Linked DNA regions of Homo sapiens: region 2 is linked to region 1. A link is an interaction called in ENCODE POLR2A ChIA-PET data of the cell type or tissue named here. Cell type or tissue: A673. All regions are shown on one strand. Links, peaks and the distances in the headings refer to the core of each region. The heading gives the core; the rest is flanking DNA.

Region 1 (5,389 bases), core at 184-5,183:
ATATAAGGGTGCATAGTACAAATCAAGACTATGTCGGTAACATTATTATGCAGAGAGAGGGTATAGTTGCCACCGCTAGTAATATACTCACCATGGGAAAGAACCCATTCAAAAAAAGGAAGTCCTAATCTCCAAATCTGGGTATGAGCATGGCTTAAAGCTTGTTTCCCTTTTACTTGTAATATTGGTCCTAAAAGCCCATACTCTGACCAGATGATAGAACTATTGGAGGGACTCCTAAATCCAATAGTCTGATCTGCAGACATAAGATTACCATGGGGACCCTAATCAAGTAAGGTGTCATTATCAAACAGAGGCTCTTGATGCAGCGCAGGCTGTTTGCATGGCGACCACTGGATGGCCTCACACTTATATCGCCAGTCCGTACTCAGACAGCATATAGGAAGATCAGGCACTTGTGTAGCTTCATTAGAGACCTCAGTAAGATTAGTGCTAACAGCAGACATAAAGGTCAAGTTTGCAAACTTAGTATCCCTTTGGGGCTGGTAATAAAGATACTCCTGAAGAATGAGAGTAACACACTTATCATGTGCTATTATGGGGAAAAAAAGGGGGATTACTAGACAATAAAATCAAGTAGTAATTAAGTTTAATCCATCCCAAATTTTCAGTTAAGGGGTAAGACAGGGGCATCTATCAACCTCCTGTCCCAAAAGTATCATTGGATGACAAAGGCAGGTCAGCATCCCACCATGTAATAACATTAAAAACGGGGATTTAAAACATGACTCCAATAAACATGTTCTTGAGCTGATCCCACTTGGCAAAGGACAAGAATTGCCAGCCACCCCAACATCCATGTTTGTCTTACTTTCTCAGAAGTTTCCCCAGTTACCACCAGATACTTAAGAAACCGATTCCATGCGGTTGCGAGGGCTTCCACAGCTGCAAGCCAAATAGATGCCTGTTGATTCAATTTCTTTAGCTGTCCCCAGGTAGTGTTAGGTGCCTTCCAAGTCATCACCTTCATTGTTGTGGTCGATTCTCTAACAACAGGTCCTGTTCTCGAAAAGAGAGCCCCATATTCCCCGTTTTTTGTTTAAGATATATATTAAGAGTTTGATAAGCTTGTTTAACAATGGCTTGACTAGTTGAGGTATAAGGAATACTAGTTTTGTGTTGTATGTGCTAAAGTTGCAATGCATATGCAAATCGAGCACTAAGCTAGCAAGGTCTATTATCAGGTTTTATAGTTTGTGGAAGGTTTAAAGTTATAATGGATTCAAATAAATGACCAATTGCATCTTTAGTTTTTTTTCTGGTCTGGGGGTAGCATGTATTAGGCCTGTGTAAGTGTACACGGTAACGTGGAGAAATTTAAAACGTTTAAAGGGTGGATACTGAGTAACATCAGTTTGCCAAATAGCATTAGGCACCAGACCTTGTAGGTTGGCACCAAGCCTTAAGGAAAAAGGGGAAAGAGAATGCTGTTGGCAATCAGGACAAGTTTTAATAATCATGCGAGCTTGAGCAAGTGTCAAATGAAACTGTTGTTTAAGAATCCAGGCGTTCTGATGAAAAAAATCATGATCAGCTGGACTCGCAAAAAAGCAGGAGAATCTGCAGACCACATCTATGGTCATACTAGAGCATCACCTTGAGCATTCTTTTCTGATAAGGGACCAGGTAGCTTAGAATGAGAGCGAATATGTATGATGTAAAGAGGGTGATGATGGGACCGAGGAGCTCTTGTGCTGGAAGAAACAAAGCTAGTAGGGGTTCATTAGTAATGCCCTTCACATGTGCAAGATTTAAATGAGTAATACTATACACCATGTAAGCAGAATCACTAACTATATTTATGTCTTGGTGAGGAAAAGTTGGTTGCATGCTGCCTTCTAGGTTTTATCTCAGATAGCTCTGGCTTTCTTGCTACCCACAGAGGCCTGGGGCAGGAGAGTTGCTAAGATGCAACTAACTTTTCCTTATACTCCAGGGAAGCAGAAAAAAGACACGGCCAGAAAGGCTGATGCTGGAAATAGGAAATGAGAACTTGCATATTAGGAAGACTGTCATAATCAGCCACTTTCCTTCCCTCCTGTAGGCACCCCTCCAGCAGGGAAGTTTGTTGAGGAGACGCAGCCACCTAATCATACAAATGTTCGCTGACCGGGGGTATAATCTAAGAACTGTCACTTGGGCGGCCTCTAATCTACTTAAGGGGGATGGGAGGTGCTGTTGCCTGAACGGGGCCAACAGATGCAGGTCCCTTTAAGGTTGGAGGAAAGAAAGGCAATGGCTTTTCTGTAGGGGGAGGAAAAGGCTCCAGTCTGTCCTTATCCTCACTAGAAAAAATATACTCCTTATGCCCTACAGAAGGGAATCAAGTAGAGAGAGGAGCACCCCCGTGCTGTTCTGGTTCCTGTTTTTCCTCACTAGAAAAAATCTCTTCCTTATTCCCCATAGAAGGGAATGAAGCGTAGAGTGGAATCTCTCCCTTTAAATCTTCCAAATTCCTTTCAGGTGGAGATAATGGGCGATCTGGTGGGTAAAGAGGATACCACGCAGAGCGTACCGGTGCCCAGGTGGCCAAAATAGTAGCGTTAATAAAATGACCTTGCTCATTTCCTCTTTTCAGGCAGTGACCTACCTGCTTCCATAACCCTAAATCTAAGGTTCCGTGATCAGGAAACCAAGGGCATTTCTGCCAAATTAAAAGCATAAGCTTGTGTAGAGCTCCAGGATCTACAGTGCACTGGATAGCCTTAAGTAGCTGTTGCACTGTTTTAAAAAATACTTTCTGTTCTTTGGTCATTTCCTGACCCATGATAACCCAACCCCTGGTATTTTATGCATGGGTCCCATCCTCCTGATGGGAGTCAGGACTGTCCCTTACTGGGATTCCTCGAAAATTGATGAGCTCTCCTCCTTCACACATAACTTCAAGGTGATCACGTCGAGGGCACCACTTGCAGAGCTTATAGCTTGCAGTGAATGCCAAGAATGAGTTCTCAGACAATTACAGCTGAGCAGGGCCGGTGAGGGGGTGGGGGGCAGCTCTTCTAAGAGAGTCCACCCCAGCATCATCCGTCCACCAAGTATTTATTGAAAGAGCTTGTTAAACCACAGATATCCACTAGATGGCTTTTTTGAGGTCTGGTCATGAGACACCTGTGGCCTTGTAAAAATGCTCAAACTGCGTTTCAGGAGGCTGTTTTCAGCATTCCTTATCATACTACACACTACACTCCGTATCCTGTTTTTAGGGTCAAGGAGTTACATTCTCATGCACAAATAACATACACACAGTGCCTCGGTATTTTTCCATGCCCCAACCTCAAATGCCATGTACATACGTATGAATATGTTGCCGTGTGCCCCCCACATTTTGAAGGAGAATTAGGTTAAGATCTGATGTTATTTATTGGTGGTTACATTTTGTGATGAATAGGGCTAAATTAAGAAATTGGATGATGAATTTCAGAAATCTAGAATTGCCACACATCTAGATTTTTCAGTGAAGGTTTTTGATTTGTCAAGAATCTGTCTTAAGAACAATCTAGAGCAAGCAGAACTTGATGGAGGTGAGAGGCAGCTTATATCAGAGCCTGAGTCTTCATTTCTTTGAATCAACAGCTCTATTTCTCAGTTTTCAGAATAGCTGAGAGATGGGTGACATAAATAGGGATCTTCTTCAGATAATATCAGAGAAGTATCAATTTAATGAGCAGTTACAAGAGTTAACCATACCATAGACAGAGCTGTTTGAAAAGATGTTGCCATGTGTCCAGAGGAGTCCAGGGGACAAAGTTAGGAACCAAACATCCCTGTCCAAATTGAAAGACAAGGGTAGCATTCAGCCATTGAGGCCAGACAGGAAGGCCAAAGCAGAATAATGGTTGGAGTAAGGAGAAACACAAACCAGGTGGGCAGTTACACACAAAACAAAATTCTAGCACATAGTTGGGGATTAGAGTTCACACCAAGATTAAGACAACAGGTGGCCCCAGATCCAAATAAGCAGGTCAGGATATGCTGACCTGTTCCTTCCCCTGCTTTTCAGCCACCTTCCTGCTGTGCGCAGATGAAAACTAGGAGATACATGTTGCTTTCCATTACTGTTGTTGGTCATGGTTGGGCAGTGCTAATGATTGTATTAGAGTGGAATGAGTTCGGTCCTCTGGGAACATCTTTTTGTTTGTTTGTTTTAATTATACTCTAAGTTCTAGTGTACATGCGCACAATGTGCAGGTTTGATACATAGGTATACATGTGTCGTGTTGGTTTGCTGCACCCATCAACTCATCATTTACATTAGGTATTTCTCCTAATGCTATCCCTCCCCCAGCCCTGAACTCCCCAACAGGCCCCAGTATGTGATGTTCCCCCCACTGTGTCCAAGTGATCTCATTGTTCAATTCCCACCTGTGAGTGAGAACATGAGATGTTTGGTTTTCTGTCCTTGTGATAGTTTGCTGAGAATGATGGTTTCCAGCTACATTCATGTCCCTGCAAAGGACATGAACGCATCCTTTTTTATGGCTGCATAGTATTCCATGGTGTATATGTGCCACATTTTCTTAATCCAGTCTATCATTGATGTACTTTTGCGGTGGTTCCAGGTCTTTGCTATTGTGAATAGTGCTGCAGTAAACATATGTGTGCATGTGTCTTTATAGTAGCATGATTTATAATCCTCTGGGTCTATACCCAGTAGTGGGATTGCTGGGTAAAATGGTAATTCTAATTCTAGATCCTTGAGGAATCGCCACACTGTCTTACACAATGGTTGAACTAATTAACACTCCCACCAACAGTGTAAAAGTGTTCCTGTTTCTCCACATCCTCTCCAGCATCTGTTGTTTCCTGACTTTTTAATGATCGCCATTCTAACTGGTGTGAGATGGTATCTCATTGTGGTTTTGATTTGCATTTCTTTGATGACCAGTGATGATGAGCATTTTTTCATGCATCTGTTGGCTGCATAGATGTCTTCTTTTGAGAAGTGTCTGTTCATATCCTTTGCCCACTTTTTGATGGGTTTTTTTTTATTGTAAATTTGTTTGAGTTCTTTGTAGATTCTGGATATTAGCCCTTTGTCAGATGGGTAGATTGCCAACATTTTCTCCCATTCTGTAGGTTGCCTTTCACTCTGATGATAGTTTCTTTTGCTGTGCAGAAGCTCTTTAGTTTAATTAGATCCCATTTGTCTATTTTGGCTTTTGTTGCCATTGCTTTTGGTGTTTTCGTCATGAAGTCCTTGCCCATGCCTATGTCCTGAATGGTATTGCCTAGGTTTTCTTCTAGGGTTTTTATGGTTTTAGATCTTACGTTTAGGTCTTTAATCCATCTTGAATTAATTTTTGTATAAGGTGTAAGGAAGGGATCCAGTTTCACCTTTCTACATATGGCTAGCCAGTTTTCTCAG
Region 2 (5,389 bases), core at 56-5,055, 240 kb after region 1:
GAAAATAAATTCCATAAAGCCTGGGTGAAAGAGGTCAACTACAACAATGAAGAACAAAAGTGTCTACAACTCTCTTGCTTCAACTACAAAAAATGCTACATTTTAGTTCCTAAAGTGAGGGAGAGTAGATACTACCAAAAATTATTAATATCTAGAACCAAGTTTTCTTAATTCAATCACATTGTTTTATAGGAAATAAAAAGCAGAAAATGGCCTAAGAACATAGGTAACACATTGTTTGATGTTATACAACAGAACATTAGAAAAGTACTACTGTGAGAAAAAATTGATTCTATTCACTACACTAATATTTTATTTATTTATTTTTGGGATGGAGTCTTGTTCTATTGCCCAGGCTGGAGTGTAGTGGTGTGATGTCGGCTCACTGCAATCTCTGCCTTCCGAGTTCAAGCAATTCTTCTGCCTCACCCTCCCAAGTAGCTGGGACTACAGGCAGGCACCATACATCCAGCTAATTTCTTTGTATTTTTAGTAGAGGCGGGGTTTCACCGTGTCGGTCAGGCTGGTCTCAAATTCCTAATCTTAGGTGATCCTCCCGCCTCGGCCTCCCAAAGTGCTGGGATTATAAGCATGAGCCACTGTACCCGGCCTCAATACGCTAATACTTATAAAAGCATATTCATGTGATACATGCAAATATTTTAGCAAAGAATTTGTATAATGCTTTCCTTAAACTTTCTAGCTATGGGTCATTATTCTAAATATTCAAGTAAAATATGTAAAAACTGGAAATAAACAGGATAAATATCAGGCATGCTTATGGCAAAGAACCTATCTTCATACTGAAAAATCCTGGTAATTAATCTTTGTTCAATTAAGAAGCATTTTCCACACAAATATAAGTATCGAGAAAATTGAAATTTATTATGTATTCTAAATCCTAAAGTATTTCATTCTTCCAAAGAAAAAGCAATGGCAAATTACCATAAGGAATCAGTGCCTACGAGCTAAACCACTGAATACAAAGGAACGTGGGTAGTTTTTATTCACTCATTTCAATTATTACCTTCTATTGTTATTGAAACTGCTTATTCATAAATTATTTTTCTTAATCTAAGTTTTGCTAGCATTTGTTCCTCTTAAAAAAAAACCAAATTCAGAAGTTTGGTTTCAAGGAATGCTTTGTTCAAATTCTTAGTATGATATTCTAGGCCAGGCTGCTCAAAGTAAGAGTGCACTGAGATGCTATTTGGGTAAATCTCTGCCTAAACTGTCCCAGCTACCACCCTAGTCATCAACTCTCATGTGGACTCCTACGGTAGCACCCTAACTGGTCTCTGTATTTCTCCTCTTGCCTCTTCAATCTTCTCCACATAGCAGCAGCACAGTGAATGTTTTTTGTTTTTGTTTTCTTTTTTTTTGAGACGGAGTTTGGCTCTTGTTGCCCAGGCTGGAGTGCAATGGCACAATCTCGGCTCACTGCAACCTCCTGTTACCAGGTTCAAGCAATTCTCCTGCCTCAGCCTCCCGAGTAGCTGGGATTATACGCATGCGCCAGCACACCCAGTTAATTTTATATTTTTAGTAGAGATGGGGTTTCTCCATGTTGGTCAGGCTGGCCTCGAACTCCCAACCTCTCAGGTGATCCGCCCGCCTCGGCCTCCCAAAGTGCTGGGATAACAGGCATGAGCCACCACGCCCAGCCACAGTGAACATTTTAAAGCAACACACTACCCTAAAAAAACTGATTCCACTGATGTTATGCAAGATGTTTAACAGCACGTGAAGAATACAGGTGAATTCTCTATACTATTTTTGCAAAGTTTTTATAACTCTAACATTATTTCAATACAAAAATCATTTTTTAATTCCAACAGTTTCACCTCACAATTAGAATAAAAAAATAATTACCAGTGCCTCAGAATAAAGTCTAAATCAAAGCCCTTGTCTATCTCTAAGACCTCATCTTCTTTCATGCTCCTCCACCCTCACTCAGTATAGTTATCATATTGGTCTTCCTGCTGTGTTTGCATTCACCAAGTATGTTCCCATCGCAGAGCCTTTGCATTTGTTCTTTCTCATGTCTGGGGTGCTCTTCAACATTTCTGAGCACAGCTTACTCCCTCACCTCACTTCTCTTCAGTGAGGGAGAGTAGATACTACCAATTTTAAAATTTCATTGCTAGCCATAAATGAATTTGACAGTAGGTATAAATTCATGTCTCAAATGAGTTTCTAAATTGATTTAATCCCTTGAATAAAATCCCCAAAGTTGGGTAAAATACTTCACATTATGTCCTTCCAGCAAAGGAAAGCATAAAAGAAATGAGTGGCAACCATAGAGACTGACATATGCATATCAAATATAAGCAAATCTCTTAAGATTACCTAAAAATTCTAATTAACACAAAGAATAGTCATGTTTTAAAAGAACCTTAGACTCCTACTTAAAATCTTTTGTAGTGTATTTCTTTTTTCATATACAAAGTGATTATACTGGCAGTAAATATTTCAAAAATGCATTTTTCTGAGGAAACTGTAGTAAATATATTTTAGGAAAATGTATCCAGGCCAGGTGCGGAGGATCACGCCTGCAATCCCAGCACTTTGGGAGGCCGAGGTGGGCGGATCACCTGAGGTCAGGAGTTCAAGACCAGCCTGGACAACATGGTGAAACTCCATCTCTACTAAAAATACAAAAATTAGCCGGCATGGCAGGTTAGCCACCTGTGGTCCCAGCTACTCTGGAGGCTGAGGTAAGAGAATCACTTGAACCTGGGAGGTGGAGGCTGCAGTGAGCCAAGATTGTGCCATTGTACTCCAGCCTGGGCAACAAGGGGAGGGGAAGGGAGGGGAGGAGGAAAGAGGGAGGGGGAGGGGGAGACAGGAAAGAGGGAAGGGAAGGAAGGAAGGAAGGAAGGAAGGAAGGAAGGAAGGAAGGAAGGAAGGAAGGAAGCAAGCAAGCAAGCAGGCAAGCAAGCAAGGTTGGTTATCCTAACACTAGCCTAGTAAAATATGCATTACTGAATTACTGAGTGTTTAAGATGTATACTAAATTGAATCCTCTTAATACTTTTTCAAGGTACATTACTTTTTTTATTGTGGTAAAATACGCATAAAATTTGCCATGTTAACCTTTTCAAAGTGTGCCGTTCAGTGACTTTAAGCACATTTGCACTGCTGTGCAACCATCAGCACCATCCATCTCCAGATGGTTTTCATCTTCTCAATCAAAATACATTTTAGTCCTCATTTTCCAGATACAGAAACAGACCAGAAAAGGGTAAGATGCCAATCCGGGTCTATGAGATTCCAAAACTTGAAACACTTCTTCAATACACTTCAACATTCAAGTTGCTATACAATGACATAAAAGTAGCGTAGGGACAAGCTAAAGAAAACATTTGTATTTAATTATATTATAATCAATTACACAGACTTAAACTTCTAAAAAATCTAATTCAACTGTTTCACTTTATAATTAAGGTTATGTTTCTCTAAGTTCACACTGCTAGTCTTCTGTTTAAATTAATTCTGGAATGCACAAAGAGTTTTCTATTAAAGAACTGAAAGGCAAAGAAAAAAACTTAAAATTTGTGTCCATGCCTCCTTGCAATAGAACTCTACTGCCTCCATTAAGCACTGTTGTCTATTTTCCCCACCCTTCCCATCTTGGCTGGCCTTGTGACTTGCTTTGACCAACAGAAAGCAGCAGAAACAACGAGTCACTTCTAAGTCCAGGGCAAGGTCTTGTAACTTCTGATTTTGCTCTTTTGGAACACTGCCCTGACGTGCTGTATGTGAGGAAGCCTGAGATATCGTATCACATAGAGAAAGGGCACTTCAGCATCCCTGCTGTTCCAGCTGGGCCCATCCCCCAGAATGCACCAGTGGAATGCACTGCGGTAACCTAAAACCAGTGAGACCAGCAGAGAAACTACCCAGTCAACCCACAGAATCATAAGAAACAAGCTGCTGTCGTTTTAAGCCATGAAATTTAGAGGTGACCTGTTATGCAGCAATAGGTAACTGACACAATTAATATCAAGTTCAGCAATATAGATTAAAATAATTTCTATTTCACCACCTGAGCACATTAATGTGCCTCAGCTAAAACTTTTGGAAATTTAAGATTCTGGCTATAGATGGTCAAATTAAAGCAAACTTTGAAATTAATTTTATCATCAGTACTACAAAAATCACTAATTATATACCGTGGTATAGTGGGGTTGGTCAAGTGTAACATTTTTGTATAAAGGGTATCACATTGCATTAATGATAACACAATTTACCTCACTTAATGGCACTATTTTCCATTACAAATAGAAATATAAATAGGTTAGTTCCTTTACATTCAATTTTAATAATTTTTTAAAACCTTTCTAATATGTGATTAACTTACTTTCAAAACCAGTAGACCAGGCATAAATCAAGCTTTTCTTACTGATTAGATGTCATCATTGTAATTGATAATTATACAGATTTATTTATGTCAAGATGGCCTCAGATGCTACTGACTTGTACAAGATAATCTGACATTAAATGGTCCTTGCCTGCTATACTTAAGAGTTTTTATTTCTCTATCAATTATCATTTGCTCCTGATGAGAGTTCCTTTTAACGTACAGTGTGTTAGAAAATATACTTGTTACAATTTTGCCTAACCGGACTCAACAAGTTTGGTCATAGGAGAACCAAAATGCTTTTCTCTGAATAAACTTCATTTATTCTAGAATACATTTCTAGTTGTTCAAAATCATTTGGTTTTTTACAGCTTTATTAAGGTACAGTTTACTTACCATGAAATTTACCCATAAGTGAAAAATAATTTTAGTAAATTAGAGTTGTGAAACTATTCACTCTATCCAGCTTTAGAACATTTCCATCACCCCAAACCCTTGTGCCCATTTACAGTTAATCCTGCTGTTACTCCCAAGCCCTAGGCAACTACTGATTTGCTCTCTTTATCAATAAGCTTGCCTTTTCTAGACATTTCCTATAAAAGAGAATCAGACAATATGCAGCTTTTTACATCTAGCTTCACTTATTCATGTTATAGCGTTTATCGTAGTTTGTTCCTTTTAATTGGTGAGTAGTATTCTGTTAAATGTACACACTACATTTTGTTTATTCATTCGTCAGTTAATAGGCATTTGAATTGTTTCCAATTCGGGGCTATCATGAATAACAAATTCTGCTATGAACATGTCTTTGGGTAGACATATTTTCATTTCTCTTCGGATAAGTCCCAGAAGTGGAATTGCTTTCTTCCTAACTCTGAGATATGATTCAAAGAGGCAAGTGACATGAAAAGTACAGATAAGTGAAGAGTTACTGTAATAACATATTATTCAGACAACAAATATCTTAACCTATTATATTACCAGGCATTGTGGGAGAAGCTGAGAAAAACTATGAATAATGTACTG

What was found. Peaks named below come from ENCODE experiments on the same cell type or tissue, not always from the same donor. Only the 100,000 strongest peaks of a DNase experiment are listed, where the experiment ranks them.
Region 2: POLR2A ChIA-PET joins it to region 1 with 7 read pairs; 2 of 35 experiments call an interaction of 5 or more read pairs at or near these places.

Annotation. Positions count from the first base shown.
Region 1 is chr2:182,764,668-182,770,056 of GRCh38, forward strand. The region is part of intron 22 of DNAJC10 (DnaJ heat shock protein family (Hsp40) member C10); the gene reads left to right. Among named protein-coding and RNA genes, the nearest start is that of DNAJC10, 51 kb to the left of the region's middle. In A673, for the core only: CTCF peaks have their summits at 339, 3,096 and 3,296; no DNase peak of the experiment used is centred there.
Region 2 is chr2:183,006,562-183,011,950 of GRCh38, forward strand. The region is part of intron 2 of NCKAP1 (NCK associated protein 1); the gene reads right to left. Among named protein-coding and RNA genes, the nearest start is that of NCKAP1, 29 kb to the right of the region's middle. In A673, for the core only: no CTCF peak of the experiment used is centred there; DNase peaks (open chromatin) are centred at 3,080 and 3,810; H3K4me3 peaks cover 619 bases; H3K27ac peaks cover 3,683 bases.